Linked DNA regions of Homo sapiens: region 2 is linked to region 1. Evidence: chromatin contacts called from ENCODE Hi-C or POLR2A ChIA-PET data. All regions are on one chromosome and are shown on one strand. The core of a region is the stretch at or near the end of the contact, and the rest is flanking DNA. Distances in the headings are between cores, read along the strand shown.

What was found. Hi-C counts contacts between places; a loop is a spot of excess contacts on that map. ChIA-PET counts read pairs that join two places held with the same protein, here RNA polymerase II (POLR2A). Pooled maps may share reads with other maps.
Region 2: a loop to region 1 is called in a map of PC-9, with 6 times the contacts of the local background. The contact joins two enhancer-like sites. A Hi-C loop is called at or near these places in 3 of 168 maps with a recorded cell type or tissue (B cell, CD4-positive, alpha-beta memory T cell and PC-9) and 8 of 50 pooled maps. POLR2A ChIA-PET finds 5 or more read pairs at or near these places in 1 of 52 experiments (Panc1).

Annotation. Positions count from the first base shown.
Region 1 is chr18:76,800,755-76,805,991 of GRCh38, reverse strand. The region is part of intron 2 of ZNF236-DT (ZNF236 divergent transcript); the gene reads left to right. It also overlaps the pseudogene RNU6-346P. Among named protein-coding and RNA genes, the nearest start is that of ZNF236-DT, 19 kb to the left of the region's middle. RefSeq lists a silencer at 3,667-3,716. Within about 2 kb of position 2,096, at least 3 of the 41 ENCODE cell types and tissues checked have a DNase peak (open chromatin) inside an H3K27ac peak, as active enhancers do.
Region 2 is chr18:77,475,785-77,481,021 of GRCh38, reverse strand. No RefSeq gene overlaps it. Among named protein-coding and RNA genes, the nearest start is that of GALR1, 230 kb to the right of the region's middle. Within about 2 kb of position 2,186, at least 2 of the 41 ENCODE cell types and tissues checked have a DNase peak (open chromatin) inside an H3K27ac peak, as active enhancers do.

The sequences.
Region 1 (5,237 bases), core at 847-3,346:
CATGGTGGCGCGTGCCTGTAGTCCCAGCTCCTCGGGAGGATGAGGTGGGAGAATCGCTTGAACCTGGGAGGCTGAGGTTGCAGTGAGCCGAGATGACACCACTGGACTCCAGCCTGGGCTATAGAACAAGACTCCCTTTAAAAAGAAAAAAAAATTCATGATCTGGAAGCCCGAGTGTAGCTAACTGGTGGACAGATGAAAGTGAAATGTGTGATGTTTCCTAAGACCCCCTAAGACTTCCCTGAGCCACGGGAGGCTCTCACGAGTGTGTAAGCCAGGGTTTTGGGGAAGGGGTGGATGTGTGTGTCTCGCATTTTCCCAGCTGCCTCTCCTTTCCCCTTCTTCCTTGCTCCCGGAGACTTCCTTGTGGATTCCTTCCCAGAACTTGGTCTGAATTCCCTAATAGACATTCTCCTAGCGGGATGAGTCCCCCTTTACAGCACTCGGGAAATGCCTGCTCCTCTAGCTGTCTCTGATCCACCTCTCCTGTCTTTCAACTAAGGCCCCCACATGCCAGACCATCGTTGGTGGACCTCGTCACCAGCATGAAGTGGGCTCTTGGAGTTGTCGACTGACTAGTTCACAATTAGTGACTCATAGCATCTCACTCATTTCCTTTTCATCAGTAGGAGGCAGCAGTCTGCACTTTTGCATCACATTTCAAAGACATCTGTGTGTTTGTTCTCGTGCAGAACACTTTGACTATTGTAACCTCTAGGTCCATGAATGACCCTCATCTTCAGTAAAAGTGGATTCACGCTGGCAAAGTCTGCTTTGTTTTATTGTGACACATGGAACATTATGGATTTTGGTGAATAAAAACTAACTTAAATTGAAGTCATTCTTGTAAAATGAAAATACATTTTTCTGCTGTTCTTAACTTTATAATATAGATACATACTATGTCTTATGAAATAGTAAATGGAAAACACGATTCAAAAAGCGCTATTTTGGTAAATAACTTGCATAAAGGGCATATGGACAACACAAGTCCACAACACAATAGACAACAGACAACACAACCTGTTACACAGGCACTCAAGTTCGTCTGCAGATTTGGTTTTCTTTTTTTTTTTTTTTTCACTCCTGATGCCCAGGCTAGAGTGCAATGGCGCGATCTTGGCTCATTGCAACCTCTGCCTCCAGGGTTCAAGCGATTCTCCTGCTTCAGCCTCCCGAGTAACTGGGATTACAGGCATGCACCACCACGCTGGGCTAATTTTGTATTTTTAATAGAAATGGGATTTCTCTGTGTTGGTCAGGCTGGTCTTGAACTCCCAACCTCAGGTGATCCGCCCGCCTTGGCCTCCCAAAGTGCTGGGATTATAGGCGTCAGCCACCAGGCACAGCCTACAGATTTGGTTTTCAATATCACTTGACATGCACAAAGTACGGGTGAACAAGCACTTTTATTCTTTTTTCTTTTTTTCTTTTTTTTTTTTTTCTTTTTGAGATGGAGTCTCGCTCTGTTGCCCAGGCTAGAGTGCAGTGGCGCAATCTTGGCTCACTGCAACCTCTGCCTCCCAGGCTCAAGAGATTCTCCCACCTCAGCCTCCCGAGCAGCTGGGATTAGGACCACCACGCCTGGCTAACTTTTGTATTTTTAGTAGAGACAGGGTTTCACCATGTTGGCCAGGCTGGTCTCAAACTCCTGACCTCAGGTGATCCTCCCGCCTCGGCCTCCCCTCAGCTGGGATTACAGGCGTGAGCCACCGTGCCTGGCCACAAGCACCTTTTTTCTTTATCTCCTATGTTTGAAATTAAAATGAAAAAAATGTATAAACCTTATTTAATTAACAAGTGATGAGTCATTTTTAGTAAATGGACCTAAATACCTTAAGAAAGCCATCAAGTGTCAAATAGAGAGATGTAAGCTACCATGGAGAGCCTTTCGGGACGTATGGAAGGAACCAGTTTGCAATGACAACATGCTGTGGGTGGTGCCTACCTACACTGAAAGATTCGGATGGGTTTTTCAGAGTGCCCTCTTCACTGTCTTCCTTCACCCAGCCCGCCTCCTCTTCCAGGACTCCGACCCACTTTCCTCCTGCGCCCTCTAGTGTCTGTCTGCTTTTCCGTTCCCCCCATTTCTACCTTAGGATTTTTCTGTGCCTTTCATTCATCCTCCGTCTGCGTCTCCCGTGGTACTGACTTCAAAACCCCTGACTGTACCGAAACTCGGTGTGAACGAGGACTGCAGTGCTGCTGGGGATGCATTCTCCATTTGTACTTGAAGAGTTACGTCAAAACCTAAACTGTAGGCCTGACAGATAATGATAATTTGTCTATGGCAAAAACATAAGCTTAACTGCCTATCCTAATATAACAGGAAGCTAAACTATTTATACTGAACTGAATTCTCCTACATTTACAACTCATAAACCTGCAGCTTCCTGGACAGGCAGCAGACACTCCCAAACTCCGCTGTGTCCTAGTATATAATACTTTCGGCCAACCTACATGTGTAACTTACATCATTTTCAGAATATGAATGCTTCAAGTGGCATATTAGACATTAATAATTTAAGCAATGAAATTAACTGATACAGAATATATAGGTAAATAATAAAAGAAGTAATTAAAAATCTTTGTTTCATCAGTTCATATTAGCTATATATGTTCTCAAGTCTCAAAGAAAAGGTATTATTTCAAAGCAACTTAAAAAATATTTAAAAATTAGCACCCTATAGTTCTCATTTAATAAGTTAAATGGGTAATTAATTGGCATTTTATTTCAATAGAAGCTTATTTCAAAAAGCTTTCTACAGAGTTATTTTGTGTAAAATGGTAATTATGCCCACAATTTTCTAAATGAAGCTTGCAGAAAGGGCTCATTTTTGCCATAAACATAATTTTCATTGATGTTTCCCTTAAAGACAAATGTTTCCTTCACTGAAATAGACTTTTGGAAATTGTTTAATTATTTTTACCTTGGCAATTATGTCACCTTCCTTGAATATCCTCATTAATTACATTGCCACTGGTACCTCTGAAGTATTTGGTGTTTTCTTAAGTTCTTTAAGCTCTTTATTTTATTTTATTTTATTTATTTATTTTTTGAGACAGTCTCGCTCTGTCGCTCAGGCTGGAATGCAGCGGCCTGATCCCGGCTCCCTGCAACCTCTGCCTCCCGGGTTCATGTAATTCTCCTGCCTCAGCCTCCGGAGTAGCTGGGATTACAGGCTCGCACCACCAAGCCCGGCTAATTTTGGTATTTTTAGTAGAGACAGGTTTTGCCATGTTGCCCGGGCTGGTCTCAAACTCCTGACTGCAAGTGACCCGCCTGCCTGGGCCTAAGTTCTTTAAGATCTTAATGTAGAGTCTGAAAAGAGGGTTTCAGTCTGGGATTAAGTGCCTTTTTTTTTTTTTTTTTTTTTTTTTGCGACGGAGTCTCCTGCCTCAGCCTCCCTAGTAGCTGGGACTACAGGCGCGCACCACCATGCCCAGCTAAGTTTTTGTATTTTTAGTAGGGATAGGATTTCGCCATGTTGGCCAGGATGTTCTCAAACTCCCAACCTCAGGTGATCCGCCCACCTCGGCCTCCTGAAGTGCTGGGATAACACGTGTGAGCCACCGCTCCCGGCCAAGTGCCAATTACTTAATATTCCTAACTTTTTAACATATCCTAAAATACAACTCCACACCCAAGTTCAGGCGCTCGCGGATGGTCTTTTGTTGGCCGCACTCCTCCCTCCGGCTCTGCTCCAGCCCAGCCCCAGCCTCCTACCCTGGGGGCACCGCTGTCCCGCGGCCGAAGAAGCTGCGCCGCACCGGCCTCTGCCGCCACCTGGCGCCCGGCCGGGGCACGACGCACTGGACACCTTCCTAATAATATGAGCCGCACGCTCCCGTGGGGCACCCCTGACCCTCGCGGCCGCGCGTCTCAGCGCCCCTTCCGTGGGCTGCGGGTCTCACCCCCCAATCCCACTCCCACGTGGGCCCAGGTTCCTTCCGGGTTGAAAGCAGGGAACCTGCAGAGCTCACTCATCCTAAAAACGACCTTAATCCTGCTAGCCTCCAGGAGCCCCGCACCCTGCTCGCCCTGGCCCCGGGGAGGGCACCCCATCCCGCCACCCCACACCCCAGAGCCGACTCAGGGCTAAATCCTCCCCTTAGCTCCGTCAGGGCCCTGAATGACCCCCCCGCACACCCGTGCGCACTTCCCCTGGGCTGGCCTGACCCCCATACCTGCAGCCCCTTCTTTGCCCAGTCCCTCAGCTGCTCTCAAAGCCAGTGTCCTCAAGACTGCGCCTGTCACGGTCGTGCGTGGTCCCCACGCAGTCGGCGCCTAGACCTATCCTACTGGATCGCCCAGAGGCCTCAACGGAAGGCTGTGCTTTCTTTTTTCTTCTTTGGGGGGCGAGGGAGGCAGGGAGAGGGGTCTCGCTCTGTCGCTCAGGCTGGAGTGCTGTGGCGCGATCTCGGCTCACTGCAACCTCTGCCTCCCGGGTTCAAGCAGTTTCCTGCCTCAGCCTCCCAAGTAGCTGGGACTACAGGGCCCCGCCATCACACCCAGCTAATGTTTTTAGAGATGGGGTTTCGTCATGTTGGCTAGGCAGGTCTTGAACTCCTGACCTCAAGTTATCCTCCCGCCTCAGCCTCCCAAAGTGCTGAGATTACAGGCATGAGCCACTGCTCCGGCACTTAAAATCCACTTTTCATTACACATCACAATAGAATTGAGAAATGGTTTGTTCTTGTTATGTAGAATAAGAGATGACACTTCAAAATGATGATTTTTAAAAATTTTCGCTCAGCTCATGGGGCACCCACTTATTGAGCTTTTTATCTTTCCAATTTGCTTCAAATGCCAAACGACCATTGAATGGCCAACGTTGAGTTCTTTGGCAACTTCTCCTGTAGCGTAAGAGGATCAGCTTTGATGACTGCCCTCAATTGATCACTGTCAACTTCTGAAGGCCGGCATCTATTGGCAAAACTTCTCGAACCACCACTGCACTGTGTGTGCCCTAGCAGTTTCTGGGCCAAATGAATTGTTGATGTTGCCAGTTGTCTCTTCTGCATTTTGACCTCAAATAAGAAAATTGCTCAAATTTGCTTTTTGTCTAACATCATTTCCATAGTCTAAAATAAACGTAAAATAAACAGCAAGTAATGTCATTAGCAAAAAAAATAAAGCGAGAAATGCCCGTTAAAATGATGTATGACATATTTATTTAAGAACATATTCCAATATCAAACAGCAAATTCCAACAATGCAAAAACCACAATTACTT
Region 2 (5,237 bases), core at 937-3,436, 670 kb before region 1:
AATTCCTATGTTGCAGATGACAAACTGAAGCATAGAGAGATTGTCTTATCTTTCCTGGCTGTTATGACAAAATACTGTAGACTGGGTACCTTATAAACAACAGTCACTGGTCATTAGAGAAATGCAAATCAAAACCACAATGAGATACCATCTCACACCAGTTAGAATGGCAATCATTAAAAAGTCAGGAAACAACAGATGCTGGAGAGGATGTGGAGAAATAGCAATTCTTTTACACTGTTGGTGGGAGTGTAAATTAGTTCAACCATCATAGAAGACAGTGTGGTGATTCCTCAAGGATCTAGAACTAGAAATACCATTTGACCCAGCCATCCCTTTACTGGATATATACCCAAAAGATGATAAATCATTCTACTATAAAGACACATGCACATATAGGTTTATTTCGGCACTAGTCACGATAGCAAAGACTTGGAACCAACCCAAATGTCCATGAATAATAGACTGGATAAAGAAAATGTGGCACATATACACCATGGAATACTATACAGCCATAAAAAAGGATGAGTTCATGTCCTTTGCAGGGACATGGGTGAAGCTGGAAACCATCATTCTCAGCAAACTATCACAAGAACAGAGAAACCAACCCCCGGGTGTTCTCACTCATAAGTGGGAGTTGAACAATGAGAACACATAGACGTAGGGAGGGAAACATCACACACCAGGGTCTGTCAGGGGTGGGGGGTTAGGGATAACATTAGTAAAAATACCTAACGTAGGTGACGGGTTGATGGGTGCAGCAAACCACCATCGCACGTGTATACCTATGTAACAAAACTGCACATTCTGCACATGTACCCCAGAACTTAAAGTATAATAATAAAAATTTTTAAAAAAAAGAAAATGCACCAAGAACTAACGCTTTCCTCATACTCCGGTGGCTTTTATCCATGAAAGCCCAGCCTTTCTATTCTTTCTCTGAGCCTTGGAAGGATTTCTTTCTAAGGGAAAGACTTATCTTGCCATGTTCCTCTGAGATTCCCCGCTATTCCTCTGAGATCCCCTGCCATGCCTTCTTTTCCAAGAAGTGAAGTTTTTTCAAATGGTGCATATAACTCAAGTGAAGCCATGATGATATGAACAGTGGTGTTCAAGTTTGTGCATGTTCCTACATTACAACTGCCGCCAAGCCAACAGCAATTGTAAATCGACATCAATTCAAACACACTTTCAAATTTTAAAATCTTAAAATGTGAAAAAAGTGAACATACTAAAATAAATTAAATATAGAAATAATTAACATTTGGAAAACTTATTAAGTGCCAGTCATGTTTCCAAATCCATGATATTTATTAACCAATTGAATTGTAACAATATGCAAACCTGTGTAGTAGACTGTATCACAAATGAAGAACAAGGAGTGCTCCAATAACAGGGCATTTATGCCCAGGCCATCACTACAGTTTGCTGCTTCAGCAAGCACCACCATTGTCAAACACAGGATGAGACTATTGAGGAAAGAATAAGACCTTAGAATAGTCCAAGAAAAGAAAAAAAAAGTTTTTCAAAACAGTTTCCCATAGGGTTGCCATATAAGGTACAGAGCACCCAGTTAAACAAGTATATGCCATACATAGCATGGGATATACTTATATTAAAACATATTATTCATTTCTTTTCTGAAATTCAAATTTAACTGGGTATCTGGTATTTTTACTTCCTAAGTCTGGAAAACCTCCTCCTATGCCAGACCAAAGTGCTTCTTCATACAACTTTACAAAATCTCACTTCCTTTCCAGAGGAGAGGGAGAAGCTCATGGGTTTTCGGCATACATCATACACGGTCTATTTTTACAAGAGTACACACAGCAGTTTTCGTGTGCCAGATATCTTATGTATGTTATTCCTGGTCCTCAGAACAGCCAGACAAGGACAGTACTTCTAGCCACATTTTATAGATGAATGAATTGAAAGAAGTTAAATAATATATTCAAGGTTACACAGAAAACGTGTTAAAACTAATACAGGAACCCTTTTTTATCTGACTGCAGAGGCCCAGCTCTTTGTAGTGAAAGCCATGACTTTGTGCTATATTTTCCATCTTGACTATTCAGAACCATTTATTCCAAGGGGACAAAATTATTGCTTCTGTTTCAGTTCCTGTGAAACAGTGGGGATTATTGCCAAAAGCGGGGAGGGACAGTGTGTGCTCCTGTACTTCCTGTAATCACTATTCCACGGAGACTAGGACTGAGTCACCAACCCGATGTGGATCCACCCCCTACTGGTACATCAACGAAGAGCAAAAAAAGAAATCCATGCTAATTTCACGTGCTAATGGAAAGCCTCATGTACAAATCAATAAGTATGTGTTCTCCACATCCAAGGGGGTAGATCTGTTAAGCCAAAATGTTCACTCTCGGATGACAGAAAATGAAAATAAAGATTTTTCTTCCCATGTTGTTGACTTACAGCCAGATGCAGTCAACATTAACTCAAGTATGGCTCAGGCTATATAATTATCATCTTCAAGATTTCTTGTTTTTTATGTCAGCAAAAGACAGACCACAGACAATCCAGTATGCCTTTAGCAGTTTTTGTAATTCTTTATCACTCAATAATTTAATGTCCTCTTTGGTAACATAATTTGCAATTTGTAAATGAAGAGAATCAGATTCCAAAAACTCACTATATCTAGTAATTCATTTTTGTCTTCTAATTCTAAACACATGCCTGCATTTGGGGAAAAAGAAATGTGAGTATATTTTTTAAAGTTTCTTTTTGTTAAATGGATGGGGCTGAGGGAACTAAGAGAAAAATATGAGTCTTGTAAAAGATCTAGCTGTAAAGCTATAGACTGAGAAAGATTTCGCTGAAAAGCTATAGGCTGAAATTTATGTACCAATATAGGAGTACTCGTTGACACCCATCATTTGAATTGTTTGTTAATTTTGAGAAAAGAGACTCTGCAATGTGAGATTAATTCGAGATAATGTAGTTCCAGTGTCAACAGAGCTTGTATCTTTTTTAAAAAAATAATTTTTATTTCTCCCAGGTTGCTAGTAAGAAGGAAGGGAAAAGTCTCTTGAAGTTTTTTTGGAGTATCCCTATTTTTTTTGTTGCATGCTGTTATTTCCTTTGTTTTAGTTTTTGGCATTTTTTAAGTGTCCGGGTTTTTTGTAGCAATTGTGAAGTGGAAAGTTAGGTCTGTTTTGAGGTTTACTGGGGGGTATTTTGGAGGTCTAGACTAAGTGGATAGTTGTTTTAATTGTAGATTTATAATTTTATTAGTCTTTTTTGTTTGATCTCTCTATCTCTCTCTCTCTCTTTCAGTTAAAAGTAATTGATCAGCAAGGTTAACCAAATTATGAGTCTGAGAAATTGCCCAACTCAGACATTGTTTTTTTATTATTGTCAATTTTTTTATCTACTCTATTTATAAAATTGAAACTGAGAATATCATTTTGATGATTAGCATAACTTTCTTTAGATAATCTTTGTTGTTTGCCAGTATTGTATTTCAATTTTTTTCTTTTACATTTTTGCACATAGAACTTTACAACCAGAAATTATGATTTATTAACAGGTTAAGTAATATTTTTGCTTTAATGTTTCTATGTGGTTTTCATTTTGAAATCTCATTGTTGATACATTTGGATTATATAAAATGGAAAATATCTTCAAATTATATACATGTATATATATATATACACACACATATATATATATTAATTTCCACAGGTTATTGTGGTACAGGTGGTGTTTGGTCACATAAGTAAGTTCTGTAGTGGTGATTTGTGAAATTCTGGCGCACCCATCACCTGAGCAGTATACAATGCACCCTATTTGTAGACTTTTATCCCTCGCCTCTGTCCCATCCTTCCCCTCAATTTCCCAAAATCCATTGTATCATTCTTGTGCCTTTGCATCCTCATAGCTTAGCTCCCACATATCAGTGAGAACATACGATGTTTGGTTTTCCATTCCTGAGTTACTTCACTTAGAATAATAGTCTCCAATTTCAACCCAGTCACTGTGAATACCATTAACTCATTCATTTTTATGGCTGAGTAGTATTCCAGTGTGTGTGTGTGTGTGTGTGTGTGTGTGTGTGTGTGTGTGTTTCTTTATCCACTCTTTGACTGATGGGCATTTGGGTTGGTTCCACAATTTTGCAATTGTGAATTGTGCCACTATAAACATGCATGTGCAAGTATCCTTTTCATATAATGACTCTTTTCCTCTGGGTAGATACCCTGTAGTGGGATTGCTGGATCAAATGGTAGTTCTACCTCTTTTAGTTCTTTAAGGAATCTCCACACTGTTTTCCATAGTGGTTGTACTAGTTTACATTCCCACCAGCTGTGTAAAAGTGTCCCCTGATCACAGCATCTATGCCAACATCTACTGTTTTTTGATTTTTTGATTATGGCCATTCTTGCAGGAGTAAGGTGATATTGCATTGTGGTTTTGATTTGTATTTCCCTGATTATTAGTGATGTTAAGCATTTTTTCATATGTTTGCTGGCCATTTGTATATCTTCTTTTGAAAATTGTCTATTCATGTTCTTAGCCAACTTTTGATGGGATTGTTTCTTTCTTGCTAAAGTTTGAGTTTGTTATAGATTCTGGATATTAGTCCTTTGTCAGATGTATACATCGTGAAGATTTTCTCCCACTCTGAGGGTTGTGTGTTTACTCTCCTGACTGTTCCTTTTGCCGTGCAAAAGGTCTTTAATTTAATTAAGTCCCATCTATTTATCTTTGGTTTTATTGCATTTGCTTTTGGGTTCTTGGTCATGAAATCCTTGCCTAAGCCAATGTCTGGAAGGGTTTTTCCAATGTTATCTTCTAGAATTTTTAATGTTTCAGGTCTTAGATTTAAGTCCTTAATCCAACTTGAGTTGATTTTTGTATAAGGTGAGAGATGAGGATCCAGTTTTATTCTCCTACATGTGGTTAGTCAATTATCCCAGCACCGTTTGTTGAAAAGTGTGTCCTTTCCCCACTTTTATATTTTTGTTTGCTTTGTGGAAGATTAGTTGGCTGTAAGTATTTGGGTTTATTTCTGGGTTCTCTATTCTGTTCCAATGGCCTATCAAAATACCACCATCATTCTTCACAGAATTAGAAAAAACAACTCTAAAATTCATATGGAACCAAAAAAGAGCCCACATAGCCAAAGCAAGACTAAGCAAAAAGAACAAATCTGGAGGCATCACACTACCTGATTTCAAACTATACTATAAACCCATAGCCAGCAAAACACTATGGTA